Regions from separate parts of the Homo sapiens genome. Here region 2 is linked to region 1. Evidence: chromatin loops called from intact Hi-C (ENCODE). Cell type or tissue: natural killer cell. All regions are shown on one strand.

Region 1 (8,000 bases):
CTAGAACAGAGAGACAGTTAAATGATAAAAGGTGCTTGAAGATCATTTAGGTAAGAAAAAGGAAAGTAAACAGAGTAGACAACATAAATAGGAATTTGAAAGCAATACTTGTTATATAAAACAGTAATAAAGATGATGTACCTACAATTAGTTAAGAATTGTCCTATGATGAACAGAAAGTTCATGATTGTGGAAGCTGAACAATGAGTAATAGGAGATTCATCATAATGGATATATAAGTTTTCTCTACTTTTGTTTAGAATGTTCATAATAAAAAGTTTTAAAAATTATCCTTGTAGTATCATTTCCATTTAAAGTAAAATTTTAAAGGAGTGCATAGGCAAGTATAATGTACTTAAATTACTCTAATAAAAAATAAACAAGCAAACAAAAACCCCCACGAAACTATACCTCTGTCTATATTTTGTTTTTTAAGGGGGTTATTTTGATAGAATCTGTTAATGCTTTAGAAGCAATGAAAGTCATAAATAGCTTCTTTATAAAAACAGGGATTTTAAATACTTACAGAGAACAAGTCAAAACTAACTTCCCAGCAACTTAAAGAGATTCAGCCAACATTTGACACTTGATAAATAAAAGAAATGATGAAATTCCTTGTTTTATTTAAACTAGTAAGAATTATAAAATAAGTACATATTCTTGAAAACAGGATTTATTTGAAACATTTAGATAACTCACAGGTGTTCCTGGTGCTACTCGAGACACAATCACAGGCATCTTCTGATCATATCCTCCCTTAAAAAGAGAATAAGTAAAATGTTAGTCAAATATTACCAAAATAAGAACATCTTAATTTAAAAACTGAGTATAAAATAAATTCCAGATTACCTTTACATTGAATCCAAACCTCCCATTTTCATCAGGTTTCATTCTGATTAGGACAAGATTATCATGTGGAATACCACCATTAGGCTTAAAAAGACAAAATTAAATAACTTGTAATTTTCTTCACTTAAAATCTATTCTTCAGATATATAGGAAGCATATTTTTTGTATGCTTATATTATGCATAGTTTGTAAAAAATCATAATTCTAATAAAAATTTTAGTTCAGAAGAGTAAATTCTTTGACTAATAACTTGCAGTTAGCCCAACCAGATATATCCTCTCATGCATTCTTACGAGCATATGCTAGACTATTAAGTGACAGGAGGAACAGGGGCCATGTCTGTCTTTATTAATTGCTATATCCGTAGAATCTGGCTCATAGCAAGCCAGGTTCATATGTATGAGTATACAGAGGGTGCTCATAAGTGTTACATGAATTCAAATGATACTTCCACTGCTTGATATATGTGATTTTAAAAAACAGCTTTATTGAGATATAATTCACATATCATTCACCTATTTAAAGTGTATATTTCCATAATTTTTACTCTTGTCACAGAGGTGTACAAACATCACTATTATCTAATTTTAGAATATTTTCATCAATTCCAAAAGAAATCTTGTATCCATTAGCAGTCGTTCCCCATTTTCCCACCTGCCATCCTCCAAAGCCTAGTCAACCACAAATCTACTTACTGTCTCTTGACAGATCTGACTGTTTTGGATATTTCACATATATGAAATCCTACAACACATGGCTATTTGTCCTGGGCTTCTTTCATTCAGTATGTTCTTTATTGTTATTTTTATTTTTAATTTTTATTATTATTATACTTTAAGTTTTAGGGTACATGTGCACAACATGCAGGTTTGTTCAGTATGTTCTATGCCTGCTCTTTGAAGGAAAAAATCTGACTAGTTCTTATCAGAGATGATCTCTTATAGGAATCTTCCCTTAACCCCACAGCTTATTTAATTATATACTCTATGTACTCCATGATCACTTCTAATTATAGAACTTATATTGAGATACATCATGGCACAATTCAGGACCAAAGAATATGATGAAAAAGAGAAGGTACTGTAATACAACTTACAACTAAAAACTGCCAAAGTACAAAAGAAATTTCATTTAGGATTTTAAAAATTCAAATAAAAATGAGAATATCTGAAGAAGCTACTTACAGTGGGTTTTTCAGGAGAAGATGGAATATCAAATGTTTCATTAATATGACTTTCTAGATCTTGTTGCGAATGTGAATAATGAATTTGGTTCCAACTGTTTTTCTTTGACTGTTTGGGTGGTAAAGCTGGAGGCTTCCCATCTCCAGGGGTCTCTTGTGATCTAGACAAGAAAACAAATTTGGAAGTTGTTTCATAACTTTTTTAAAAGTTAGGGTCAAGCAACCCACATATTTACAATGTCTGGTAGGAGACAGGCTCTAAATACCATATTTATTTGGAAGTGCCACTTTTTAATGAAAATTTTCCTAACTTTGAAGTAATAAATCTAATTTCCTACTTTATCAAATTTATAAACAATTATATAATAAAATATATTATCAAGGTATTCCTGTGAAGATACCTATTAATCTATTATAACAAAGTAAACATCTTTCCAAAAAAATTTTTTTAAGGTTGTCAGAGGAGTCACGGGTAGCCAGGAATAAGGTAGGCAAGAAAATCCAGAACTGATAATTGGGTAGTTCCACAGATAAAGTAACTATTCCAGCCTAAATAGCTTAAGAGATTGGCCTAATCTATTTAGAAATAAAATACGATTCATGGAAGTAATGAATTCAATGATGCAGTGAGGATTGGAAATCTGAGTAAGAGTGCTGAGATCATCACCAGAGCCAAAACTGGTTGAGATATTGTCAGAACATATGATTTAAGGTGAGAAAACAAAATCCAATTAACATTAGAGAGCATAAGCCTCAATTTGTGGCAACAGGAATTGATAAAAAGAGCTAGATATGATAAAGGTAACTTCAGGTCAGAAACTCTAGCTTTTAACAAGCATAAAATGTATAAAAACATTACTTGTGAGCATTCCACAAAGGCCAAAAGTAGAAACTTGTGGTTCAACTTGTGTCTTAAGAAGTATGCATCCACAGAAGTCGTGGATTTGGGAGAAGTAAAAGATTAAATAGGTAAGCGGAAAATTGTTCTTGATAAGAACACTGACCACTATTGGCGTTATTATCTGATAAAAGAATTACTGTCTTATTGCCTAAGGACAGGTATAAGAGAGATGACAGCTACTGTGTCAAGCCACATGGCTGCTGATGTGGCACTGAAGCACACATTTTATACCTAGTATCTGCTCTTCTGTTGACTAACGGGACACCTAACATCCAAGCTATAAGGTCTGGAGATAAGGAAAATGTATTAGATGATATTATCATTAAAAAAAAAGTTCTTCTTCCCCCCACTGACATTAGGCCTGGCCATGTGACTTGCTTTGGCCAATGACATGTGGGTAGAAGTGGAATGTGTAACTTTTGAAAGGAAGCTTTAAGAAACAGTTTATGGGCTGGGCACAGTGGCTCATGCCTGTAATCCCAGCACTTTGGGAGGCCGGGGTGGGCGGATCACGAGGTCAGGAGATTGAGACCATCCTATCCTGGCTAACATGGTGAAACCCTGTCTCTACTAAAAATACAAAAAAATTAGCTAGGCATGGTGGCAGGCGCCTGTAGTCCCAGCTACTCGGGGGGGCTGAGGCAGGAGAATGGCGTGAACCTGGGAGGCGGAGCTTGCAGTGAGCCAAGATCGCGCCACTGCACTCCAACTTGGGCGACAGAGCAAGACTCCATCTCAAAAAAAAAAAAAAAAAAAAAAAGAAAAAAATGAAACAGCTTATGATTTCATTATGCTTCTTTTTTCCCTTGCCCATGAGACTAGCCATGTCCCAAACAGGGAATGCTACCAGTCTGGGACCCAGAATGAAGATAAGGTAGAGCACAGCCACAGATGACACATAATGTACATACAATGTAAGAAAGAAAGAACTTTTGTTATGTCTCTTTAAGTTAGGCTCATTTGTGATCAAGCATAACAAGATAACTGATACAGAGATTTACTGCCAGAGTGACCCTTGGATACATCTGTTCTCCCTTGTAGAGGAGGTGTAAGCTTATTGAGAGGTTGGCTGCTAGACACCTAGTAAATAAGTGTTGTGAAACTGAAAGAAAGTATGATCAGTGCCAAGGAAGTCAGCTGGGATTAATAATGAATGATGTGATTGTATGGTCTTAAAGAGAAGTTTCTCCTAGGAGAGATTAGAGTCTTTCTGAAATTTTATAACATGGTATAAAATATAACTGCAAAAGAAGCAAGTGAACAGCAATGCCCACTTAGCCTAGATGTCTGCATAGAAATACTTCAGGGCACAAATGCTCTAAATTCTGCCAAGTCTACAAAGACTGCATCAGAGCATACATCCCTCTTTTTCAGCCAAAGCTTCATTGAGGTCTGCCTTAATGGCCAGGGCTTCCAGCTCCCAAATGTGGTAGTTCTTATGTTACTTTCAACTGCCAAGAATACAAGCTTCTAAGGGCCCATAGATTCAAGTATTGCTTGTCTAGGGAAATGTTTCCATGGATTAGAATAGAGATATGTAACTCAACCACGGCCTACTACATAGGATTAGAGCACACAGAGATGGACATCCCTTAGCAGAACTTAAGAGATGCAACATTTTTAAAAGGCAGTTGATAAGAATCTCTAAAACTTTACAAATACCAGAAGTAATTGGACTCGACATATATAACAGGTCTCACCCCTTACTTGGACCTAAGTGTAACCACTTAGGCAATATAATTAGAAACTCTTTCTGCTTTGCATACAGTTGTCATAACCAGGAAACATTTAAAAGCTAAATTTAAAAGCTGAGAAAAAAAATTTAAAACTAAAAGCCTGTGGGAAAGGGAGTAAGGTGGAGAACATATGAAAATGGAGTCAGGGAAACCTTCCTTATTCTTGGTCCAGCTATCAGTTTAAATACAGCACCAAAATATACAGGAGAAACTCAAGCCTGATCAGCAGTGGTATATCTAAGTGAGCCAAACCTGTATGGGCCTATCGGTGGCAATACTCAGTTATGCCTAACAGTGGCATACTCAGTATGGGCCTAACAGTGGCAATACTCAGTTACATGAGAGGGACAGCACTGATTCTATGGTACATTTTGCTAAAACTGTTGAATCTCTACTTCTGGGGTTACAAGAAACACCTCCAGAGGTGGTTTTTATTGCGCAATTATGATTAGACATTATTGTCCTAAAAGAGCAGTTATAAATTCATGGATTATGGGCCAATTTTGGCCAACATACATTTGGACCATTCATTGTTTTTATAAAAATAATTGAGTTAAACAATTACATTTTTAAAATTGCATACAAATCTAGATTTTCAAGATGAAAAATCTGGAAGCTCCGGAAAGAATGGGCCTGCAGTACCAGTTGTCAAACACTGTATAAAGCCAAGTGGCAGCTGCTGTCTTTAGATGCAGCATGAGCTCTATAATCTACACAAATCTCCATCCCGTGCTACTTGCAAGACTACAGGTATTTGAGAATAACCTCTTTTAACCTCTTTTTAAACAATCAAATCAAGCAGGAAGATACAGATAGGAAAAGAGCCCAAGTATAAATGCTGAGGTTGGGATTTAAGCCAAATTATAAGGAAAAGGTGAGGAGAATGAAGTATAGATTAAGATGAAGACGAAAGGACAGTAAAACTTTGGATTTCAGGACAGAGCTACCTGCCTTCTCACTGTCTTATGTAACTTTCTTATTAAAGTAACTTTTCAGAGAGTGGCAGACAGGCTCTCCATATGCCTGACTGCTGCAGAGGGTTAGGTTAGTCTAGGGAGCTCTTATAATTTAATTATGTACTCTCACAGTAATCCCTGTAACTGTTTCCCTTTTCTATACTTCTAATTTCAATAACCAAACTGTATACATACACAACCAAACTCTATACACACACACACACACACACACACACTCTGAAGTCTATAAAAGTAATCAAGGATGTCAACACAGACTCCTGAAATTCAAATATTGGGCAAAGGTTATCAATTACATTTTTTAAAAGACATACTCCAAGAATATTAATTCAATTTACTTTAATGAATAACTTTCTTCTTCATTTCTATTGTACAGCTATCATATATATTTATTACTTAAACAGTTATCTAGGAAGATGATTTTCATAGGTAAACCTTGCATTATAATTAGAAATGATACATTAAAAATAATGTCATGAAACAGTCCAATTCTTAAAAACAATACTATTTCTAAGTGCACACACACAAAAATCTGCCAAGTATAAGAGAATGAAGAGACATGATGCAATTTGGAGAATAACCAGGCAGCATAGTGAAACACAGCCCTGTCAGAAATTACAGCTGGTACCCTCAAGAAAGAGACCTTTAATTTTCAAAGAAGGCCAGCATTTACTGGCTTTAAGGAAGGGAGCTGGAAAAGATCTGAGTTAGGGAAAGTGAGAAAAAAATGCAATCCTGAAGGGATTATTTTATTACTTTTAAAAAAGAAAAATGAACAACCCTTGAAAATCATGAATTTTTTTTAAAAAACGGTAAAGGCACAATTGTACATAGAAATCTGTCACAGAAGCATAAAATTTATTCCAATAGACTAGAAAACAAAAACTATATTCTTGTTAGACACTAATACAAATGTGCCAGAAATTGATGGCTCTTTAAAAAACTCTTATTTTCCAGCCTGGCCAACATAGCAAGACACCATCTCTACAAAAAATTTTTTTAAAAAAATAAACTGGGGATGGTGGTGTATACCTGTAGTCCCAGCTACTCAGGATGCTGAAATGGGAAGATCATTCAAGAACAGTAGTTTGAGGCTGTGGTGAGCTATAATTGCGCCACTATGCCCCAGCCTGGGAGACAAAGAGACCCTGTCTCTTAAAGAAAAAAACAAACCCTTATTTTCTAAGATGTAGATCAAGAGAACATGTCTTATTTAACTATAACCACTACTGTTATTCTAGTCTTCAATTACGCATTTAACCCAACTTATACTCTACTTATATTACATTAGATACAGATAAAATTCTGATTCAAAATTCAGGCTTCTTAACACTTTGGCTACTTTATTCTGATAATGACAGTGTTTCAAAGTAAATGTCACTTCAGGTTGATTACCAATTAACGCACAAGGCACTTTAAAAAGCTCGTGTAAACTATCAGGGATATGAGTAATATCTAAGAATAGAACTGACAATGTCATGTGATTTTAACAGTAGGAATCTATTCCAGAATAAGCCTCCCAGCAACCTGAGATTCTTGGTTTCAACCAAACTCAAGGTGTCTGCCCTTAGCTCCCAAGTGCAAGTGACAGAGCCTTTAGCCAGAGATGAATGGTAGGTAAGCATACTGCAGCTACAGTGTCCGGGGACCTGTAATTAGTCTTGAAGCCATGAATACAACAGCATCTAATATGTTACATTCTCTAAGTCCCCATGGCTTGATATCTCCTTCTATTCAAACCTTCGATTTTTTTACTTCCTTGTCCTAGAATAGCCTAGTATTTGAAGAGTTCACAATATATTGCTAGACTTGATCAAGACTGGAATAGGAATTGGGGACAACTGAGTTGTAGATGGAAATCATCAGTGCCAGTAGCTGAGAGGGGTGGAGGAAAGGCAAAGCTTTGAAGACCAAGCAAAAGGAACTGAAGAGGTATAGACAAAGCTGCGGAGATTCATTAGATAAGACTAGAATGGAATAGTCCAGGAAAGAATGGCTCGGGGAACTGGATTTAACACTTGAGGATGGCCAGGCACGGTGGCTCACACCTGTAATCCTCCCAAACAACTTGGGAGGCTGAGGCAGGTGGATCACTAGAGCCCAGGAGTTCAAGACCAGCTTGGGCAACATGATGCAACCCTGTTTCCACAAGAAATACAAAAATTAGCTGGGCATGGTGTCATGCTCCTGCAGTCTCAGCTACTTGGGAGGCTGAGGTGGGAGGATTACTTGAGCCCAGGAGGTCTAGGCTGCAGTGAGCGGTGATTACACCACTGCACTCCAGCCTAGGCAACAGAGCAAGACCCTGTCCCTAAATAAACAAACAAACAAAAAGCCACTTCTGGATTATGAAGTCT
Region 2 (8,000 bases), 81 kb after region 1:
GAACCTGCAGAAAGATCAGGCCAACAATAATTAATAATCTACCCTCTATCCTACTTAAGAGCAGTATAATTCAATTTAATAGGGAAAGAAACAGTAAATGCACAGGAATAATATAATCTCAAGCCTCTGTTAAATAGCATGCTGATAAAGACCACTAAGAAAAAGCCACCTTTGACTGCTCATAAAATTAAAGAAATAATGCATAATGAATTATAACCACAATATTATTTTCCTCATTTATTCAACATACATTTACTATTACTACTACAACAAGATATTATGCTAAAAGCTAAAACTGTGATAAACAGGCTTTAAATTAAAGCAGGAGAAATTCTGAAAAGTCAAAGCTTCAAGTAATTTTCTTTGTTGCACTGGAACTCATTACCAGGGAAGATTCTAAAGGAAAAGACCGTCAGCTATTATTCTGTATTTGTTATTTCATACTTAGGAGAAAAAAACAAAATGCTAGGTGCCTTTTAAGTTTATCAATTATAAACTCAATTACATTAATTTCAATGTCTAAGGCAACAGTTCTAATTCTCTAAAACTAATATATAAAAATACACATATACACATAATATATACATACATGTGCATATGTATATGTAACATACATAAGTTTTAAGATTTAAAAATTATGAGCTAAAGATAGGTGAGAATTAATTCTTGTAGAATCTTAGCAAATTCCTTTGGATCACTGATAGTAATTTTATTATATGGTTACCTCCTCTCCTTAATATGTTCATTTACTCTGTAAATCCTATGCATCTATATCATCATCACTTGGGAAGCAACATCATATGGTAGAGAGTACAGGCTTTGAAGTTAGATCTGAGTTCAAGTCCTTTCTCAGCTACTTCACTAATTTGCGTGACATTAAACAAATTAGTTGACTTCTATAAGTATTAGTTTTTCATCTTTAAAATGATTTTAATGACACTTTCATCATAAGTGAGGAAAGTATTGTGAGAATAAAATGGAATATTATTTAGTTGATTAACAAATTCACAGCAGATGTTTTATAAATGATACTCCCCTACTCCTTTCTCTTGAAGCATAGCATCTTTTTCCTTCAGTCCGTTAATTATCCTCAAAGCCTTAATTTCACATTGACAACTAGAATTGGAACTCTACTTACAAGATTTGTGCTCTTGACAACTAGAAATGGGACACTGTTTATAAGATTTGTGCTCTAAAGATCTTTCTGTGGACACATTTTGGCATCTCAGAAATTCTTCCAAATATTTAAATAATGAAACTGCAGTGCAGTGGACAAGACTAGCATGGGGAGTTAGGAGATCCAGGTCCTAGTTTCACTAATGCCAGGAAGTAGCTTTGGATTGGGATAATGTCTTATGAAAAATTAGAGTGTGAGGCTAGATAATCTCTAAAGCCTCTTTTGGACCTTTAAAATTCTATGATTCTAACTTTTCTGGAAGAATTACTTTGAATCATAAACAACTGGACTCTTGGAACTTGGAATGTATCTTATTTGAGAAGGAATACTCAAGACAGAAAGACAAAGAAAGAAAAAGTAGGAGACAGCAAAAAGATCAATCTAGCTCCAAATACCTGTTTCCCTACATTCATTCTGGTGTAATTAGCCCTACATCTTTTTGTATATGATATGTCTTTTTGTATACAAATTTATGTGATAGAATTTTTATCTCTTGTAGTATACATGATCTCGATATTAATCCTTCTGGAGTACTTCCTGAAAAGGACTGTTTTCATATTTATGGTAGTGACTACAGTGGTGAGTCACTGGTCTCTTCCTCTTTTGTCATCTTGTCACTTACCCCGTCAATCTAATGCCAGCCTACAGCTACAGGGCCTGACTTATGAGGGTCAGCAAGAGCTAAGAATTATCTATTTTTTCTCTTCACGAGGTATACTTAATGAGGTATAACAGTCACCTTTCAGGTATTTGCTTGGCTCACAATTTGCCTTTCTGGTAAGAAAGGAAAAAAACCTTATATCTGAGGAATAGGAGCACCTTTAAATGATCAGGGCAAGAAAGGCATTTAAAAAGTAACAGCAGTCACATCTCACTCTCCCTTCAGCTACATAGTTACCTCTTGAAGCTACTTGCTATGTGGGCTGCAGACTGAAGCCAAGTAGCCATAAAATGTTATACACCCTATAGTTCAACCATGTATAGCCAATCGCTAACCAATGTTATTTCTGTAAGTCAATGAGAATTCCTGAAGAACAATTTTTGCACTTACTCACTCTCCTGAGTGATCCTCTTTATTCTTTAAAAACTTGAACCTTTCTTATGTTCTCCAGAGCACTCTCCAAGGCAACTTGCAAGTGTATCCTGGGCTGAGGTCCTCAACCTTTGCACTTGAATAAACTCTCTTTAAACTACATTCTGACCCTTTTGATTATTTTAGGTTCAACCTGGGAAAGGCTGCATTACTGACATTTCTACTCACTTCCATTTTTACATGGGTTTATTTATCAGGAAACAACAGTATAACTCTAGGCCCCTGAAGAAGCTCAAGTGGTCTAGTGAAGGCATCAAAGTATGAGGAAAGTTTATTTTAATTTTAGTTCAGTATAAAAGCATTTATTTTCACTGAAACTAGCTGGCCCTTGGTTTGTTTTTCTTTGTGTCATCCTCGTATTTTTCCATGACTGGTTTGTAATACAAAATCAGTAAATGATGTCAAAAAAATAAGTGGTAGTATTTAACGTTTGATATATAATTCCCACTAGCTATTCATTCAGAGAATGAAGATCCCAACCATGAGAGAGAGGAAGAAAAAAACAAACCAACTTTTCTCATAAACATTATTTGTATTTTCTATAGCCCTTCTATTAATATAGCCTTATAAACAGATTTCTAAAACATTAATCCAGAACCATTTCTTCAGCCTCCTAATCTTTCTAAAAGTATACAAAATATTCCCTTCAAAATGGAGATCCTCTTACACTAATCAAAAGAATATACTTTATTGCAGAAGTCCCTCACTGTATAAGCATATAAATTTACAAAGAATTCAATCAGAATTTGCTTGTATACCCTTTATCTCGGTTCAGAGTAAGGTATATCCTTTAGTGCATTTTATAACACTTAATTGTCAAAGTAAACATTTCTATTATTCATCACATGCTATCTTCTATTTCTATGATGTGATCTATCTAATTAAAAGAACCACAATTGCAATTACTGAAGAATAAGTAAAAATCCAAGAAATTTAATGCCAAATAATTGTACAGCTCTGAAATTTAATCTCTATCTTATTTGTGAGGGTCTCTGATGAAATTTGGAAATTTGACATTGAATAAATTAAGAATTTTTATTAGAAATAGCTCTCTATAAATACAATAAAAAACTAATTTTACTTTAGTGCAGACTAATTTATATACATCTGAAGGTATTTTAACCTTTATGCCCAATTTCCTCTCTTTCAGTCAACAGGCATAAATTGGATTTACTTTTTAGTTGTCTGAGACACATAATTAATGAAAGTGACATTACCTGACATAATTATGAAAACCTTAAAGCTAATAACTTCTGAAAGATTAAAATGTCAAGAAAAGAGGAACAAAAGCAAAAGAATTACCTCTATTTAAGTCAAGTAAAAAAAAAACTCATCAAATCAGTGAACACTGTAAATCAGAAAGGACTTTCTACACTAAACTGAGAGGAAAAACTAAATGAAAATGAAAGACAAAATCTTACACTTACTGGGTTATCTGTGGAATCATCAGCCAACTGTAAACCAAAATAGTCCTGCTCAGTCAAATCTAGATGCTTGAAGACGACATCCAACAAGACTTGCCCCTGATCATGTTTCTGTAAAAAAAAAAAAAAATTGAATGAAATCAACTTTGATAGGTTACATTCTTCACATTTTTTAACCTGGTTGACTTTTGTCCTCATCTATTAACCCATTTATGCCAGAGGTAGCAAACGTTTTTTGTGTGAAAAATCAGGCCTTGGCAATGACCTTGAGCAGTAGGATATAAATAACTCCCATAAGCTTAGCAAGCCAATAATGGAGCACTAGGCATAAATGGGTTAACTTGGTAACTGTTTTCATACCAATGACTTGGTTGAGAAAAAAGACTTCACATGTGACACAGCACTTTTAGAAAACAACCTGACCTTAGGCAAACTGGTTTAAAGAGCATATAATAAATATGAAAATACAAAGAAACATTTGATTGAAAATACTTTTCACTTTCAGGCTATCACGATATTTTTTTAGTTTATATTATTGCCACATTAACTCATGCATATATCTATATCATTTTGTTATGCCTTTTATTCTTATATTTAAATTGTGACTGGAAAGTGACATATTTGGCTAAATATTACTTAAAATATAATTTTGTATTATAATGCCATAAAAGGGGAACGAAGATGGTAACAATTATTTATAGCAAACTGATAAAGGATTGCTAATATTTTCATTGCCAAAGTACTCAGAGAACTTTAGAAAACTATCTCATTTTAACCTCATACTAATTCTATCATGTAGGCATTAAAGAGTAAATACAACTTCCCCAAGTTCCAAAGCTGTTAAACTGTGGTACAAAAGGCATGATTAGATAATCCCCCTCCAATAAAAAATATAACTTATGAGTAAAAACAGACAAATGATCAACATGTTCAGTTAAAATAAAAAAAGAAAATGGGAAATTATAATGACATGCCATGGGCAAACAACCCCCAAAATAAAATCCAATGATAAAAAATAAAGACAAGAAATACTTATTGCTGCTAACATGGTAGAAAGATATCTGTTGGGAAAGCAATTTGACAAAACAAGCAATAACAATATCAACTACTCTGGCATCTTAACATAAGTAGCAAACAAAAGCTAATACTGGAGGAAACTTCTATACCTATCAATAAATTCACTAGAGAAGTTTATTCTCGTTACATTTATATACAACATATATTAGAAAAATATGTGCAATGGTTTGAGTTTGTCCCCTAGAATTCATGTGTTGAAAATTTGGTCCCTGGTATGGTGATTTTGAGAGACAGGACCTTTAAGAGGTGATTAGGTCATTTAGAAGGATTAATGTCACATTCCAGGGACAAGGTTAATTCTCAAGGGAGCGAGTGAGTTCTCACTATCACAGTACTAGATTAATTACCACAAATGGGTTGGTATAAAGTGAGGCTGCCCCTGGAGTTCTATCCCTTTTACATGCACCCACTTCCCCTTCTGCTTCTCTGTCATGTTATGACAGCACGCAACCCTCAGAACAGACCAGATGTGGCCATCTGATCCCGGACCTCCCAGCCAAAATAAACTTTTTTTTTTTTTTTTGAGATGGAGTTTCGCTCTTGTTGCCCAGGCTAGAGTGCAATGGCACAATCTGATCTTGGCTCACTGCAACCTCCGCCTCCCACGTTCAAGCGATTCTCCTGTCTCAGCCTCCTGAGTAGCCAGCATTATAGGTGCATGCCACCACGCCCAGCTAATTTTTGTATTTTTAGTAGAGCCAGAGTTTCATCATATTGGTCAGGCTAGTCTCGAACTCCTGACCTCAGGTGATCTGCCTGCCTCAGCCTCCCAAAGTGCTGGGATTACAGATGTGAGCCACCGCGCCTAGCCAATAAACCTCTTTTTAAAATAAATTACCCAGTCTCAGGTATTCTGTTATAGCAACAGAAAATGGATATGGTAGAGAATAGCAATATATTTTACCACTAGTTTTTCTTCTCATTAGCTATAGCAGTTTAGAAGCTTCCAGGTACCAGTCAGAATTCAAACTTATGGATGAAACACTAAGGACATTTTTTTTTCATATAATGGAAAGTACAGAGGCACAAAAGACTCCAGCGCAAGCTAATTTGGCAGATGAGGGACATTAAGACTAGGTTTCTTTCCATCTTTCTCATCTGCATTCCAAGTGTTGGCTATATTCGTGAGCCTTTAGCAAGATGCTCACAGCAATTCCAAGATTCATATCCATGTGACAATGTTTAAAAGAACAAGCTTCCTTGTAAAAGTTACCTTACAAAGACTCTTATTGGCCAGAATTGGGTCAAATGGCTATCTGAAAAAACTCATCAATGATGGGAAGTATGTGCTTCAAACAGAGCTTCTCAATGTTGGCCCCCATTTAAATCGCCTGCAAATGTTTTATATACTGATACAGTCTACCTCCCTGACCTGTCTCTCATTCTGATTATATTTGTCTGGGGAAGAGAGCAAGCATTAATCTTTTTTAAAAGCTACTAAGGTGAATCCAATGTACCTTTGGTTGAAGAAACTATGCTTTCTTCCACTAAATGTATGGATTTATTTCTGGACTCTAGACCTTGCATTTTCTTTTCACTTCCTATATATCACAGACTGGGTACTGTAGAATTCTGTTACCCAGAAATGCTAATAGGTGCTGATGAAAGAGCCCAAGAAAAGCCTGCTTTCTCTAGGAAAAGGACCAGATAAGGGTACGTGGTAGGACAGAAACCTGACAATGCCAAACTCAATGGGAAAAAAACTGAGCCCTTCTCTACTAGTGTCCACGGAAATCAAATAAGAAGCCTAGTTTCATGTGCCACCTGGTTTGAGCAGGCAGCAAGTGAAAAGCCTGAACTTATACCCACTTCCAAACAGTACCGAGTAGTACTTCATAATATCTCCTCTAGGGTGGTGTTAAGCAGAAGCAGAAAACATATCCTGAACTTTCACTTAGGCTTATTGGTAGCAGGAGGTGTTCGGCTTCCCCTATTGAGTTGGTACTAGGAGAAGCTGAAGAGGAAGCCTGGACTTCCACTGCTATCATCACATAGCTGTAGCAAGTGGTGTCTCCCAAACAGACAGGAGGAAGAAGATTCAGGAGACAAGGTAGATGGAAAAAGGGATAGTTAAATCTTGAAATGTAATCCTGGATAGGACACTTAACAACGAACTGACTACATGTAAAACTGACCAAAATTTAAAAAGTAAGCCAAGACCTGTATGCTACCAAGGTGACTCCCTACTACAAAGCCAATTAAATGCGATCCAAAGTCTCGTAACAAAATGTCTCAAATGTCTGAGATACTACCTAAAATCATTTATTATAGCAAGAGCTAGGAAAATCCCAACTAGAATAAGAAAACACAATCAACAGATGTCAACACCGAAAGGAATCAGATATTGGAATTATCTGACAAAGATTTGGAAGCAGTCATCAGAAAAAAATGTTTCAATGGAAGCAACCATTATGAATGCTGTTGAAAAGAAATTAGAAAAAAACAAAGATTATTTCAGCAAAGTAATAGAAGATATAAAAGAACCAAATGCAAATTATATAACTGAAAAATACAATAACAAATAAAAACTGACTAGATGGGCTCAACAAAAGAATAAAGATAAGAAAGAAAAAAAATAATCAATGAACCTGAAGAAAAAGCAATAGAAATTACTCAATAAGAACAACACAGAAAAGGGCCGGGTGCGGTGGCTCACACCTGTAATCCCAGCACTTTGGGAGGCTGAGGTGGGCAGATTACGAGGTCAGGAGATCAAGATCATCCTGGCTAATATGGTGAAACCTTGTCTCTACTAAAAAAATATAAAAAATTAGCCGGGCATGGTGGCACGTGCCTGTAGTCCCAGCTACCCGGGAGGCTGAGGCAGGAGAACCGCTTGAACCTGGGAGGCAGAGATGGCACCACTGCACTCCAGCCTGGGCAACAGAGCGAGACTCCATCTCAAAAAAAAAAGAACAACAGAAAAAACAGACTGAAAAAATAAAAAGATGACAACAACCAGACTGTCAGCAACCTGTGGGACAAGAAAAAAATGAGGTGACATTCATTTCACTCCAGTATTTAAGAGATGAGGAAGAGTTTCTAGGATGATAAAATAATAAAACATTTGAGTATTTTGTTTGTAAAATAAAATTTTTACAAATTTGGCAAAAACAAAAATACAGATTCAAGAATCCAAGTGAACCCCAAACAAAATGAATCAAAATAAATCTACCTTATAACACATCATAATCAAAATACTAAAAACTAAACACAAAGTAAACATCTT

The links. Hi-C counts contacts between places; a loop is a spot of excess contacts. Peaks named below come from ENCODE experiments on the same cell type or tissue, not always from the same donor. Only the 100,000 strongest peaks of a DNase experiment are listed, where the experiment ranks them.
Region 2: it touches region 1 in a loop (3-fold over the local background); 1 of 110 quality-filtered maps calls a loop at or near these places.

What each region holds. Positions count from the first base shown.
Region 1 is chr2:119,939,274-119,947,273 of GRCh38, reverse strand. PTPN4 (protein tyrosine phosphatase non-receptor type 4) reads right to left here. Exons shown (of 27, transcript NM_002830.4): 16 at 2,034-2,193; 17 at 850-933; 18 at 700-756. Among named protein-coding and RNA genes, the nearest start is that of EPB41L5, 70 kb to the left of the region's middle. In natural killer cell, no CTCF peak of the experiment used is centred here; no DNase peak of the experiment used is centred here; H3K27ac peaks cover 1,498 bases.
Region 2 is chr2:119,858,341-119,866,340 of GRCh38, reverse strand. PTPN4 (protein tyrosine phosphatase non-receptor type 4) reads right to left here. Exons shown (of 27, transcript NM_002830.4): 3 at 3,698-3,805. Among named protein-coding and RNA genes, the nearest start is that of PTPN4, 100 kb to the right of the region's middle. RefSeq lists a silencer at 5,087-5,136. In natural killer cell, no CTCF peak of the experiment used is centred here; a DNase peak (open chromatin) is centred at 3,770; H3K27ac peaks cover 980 bases.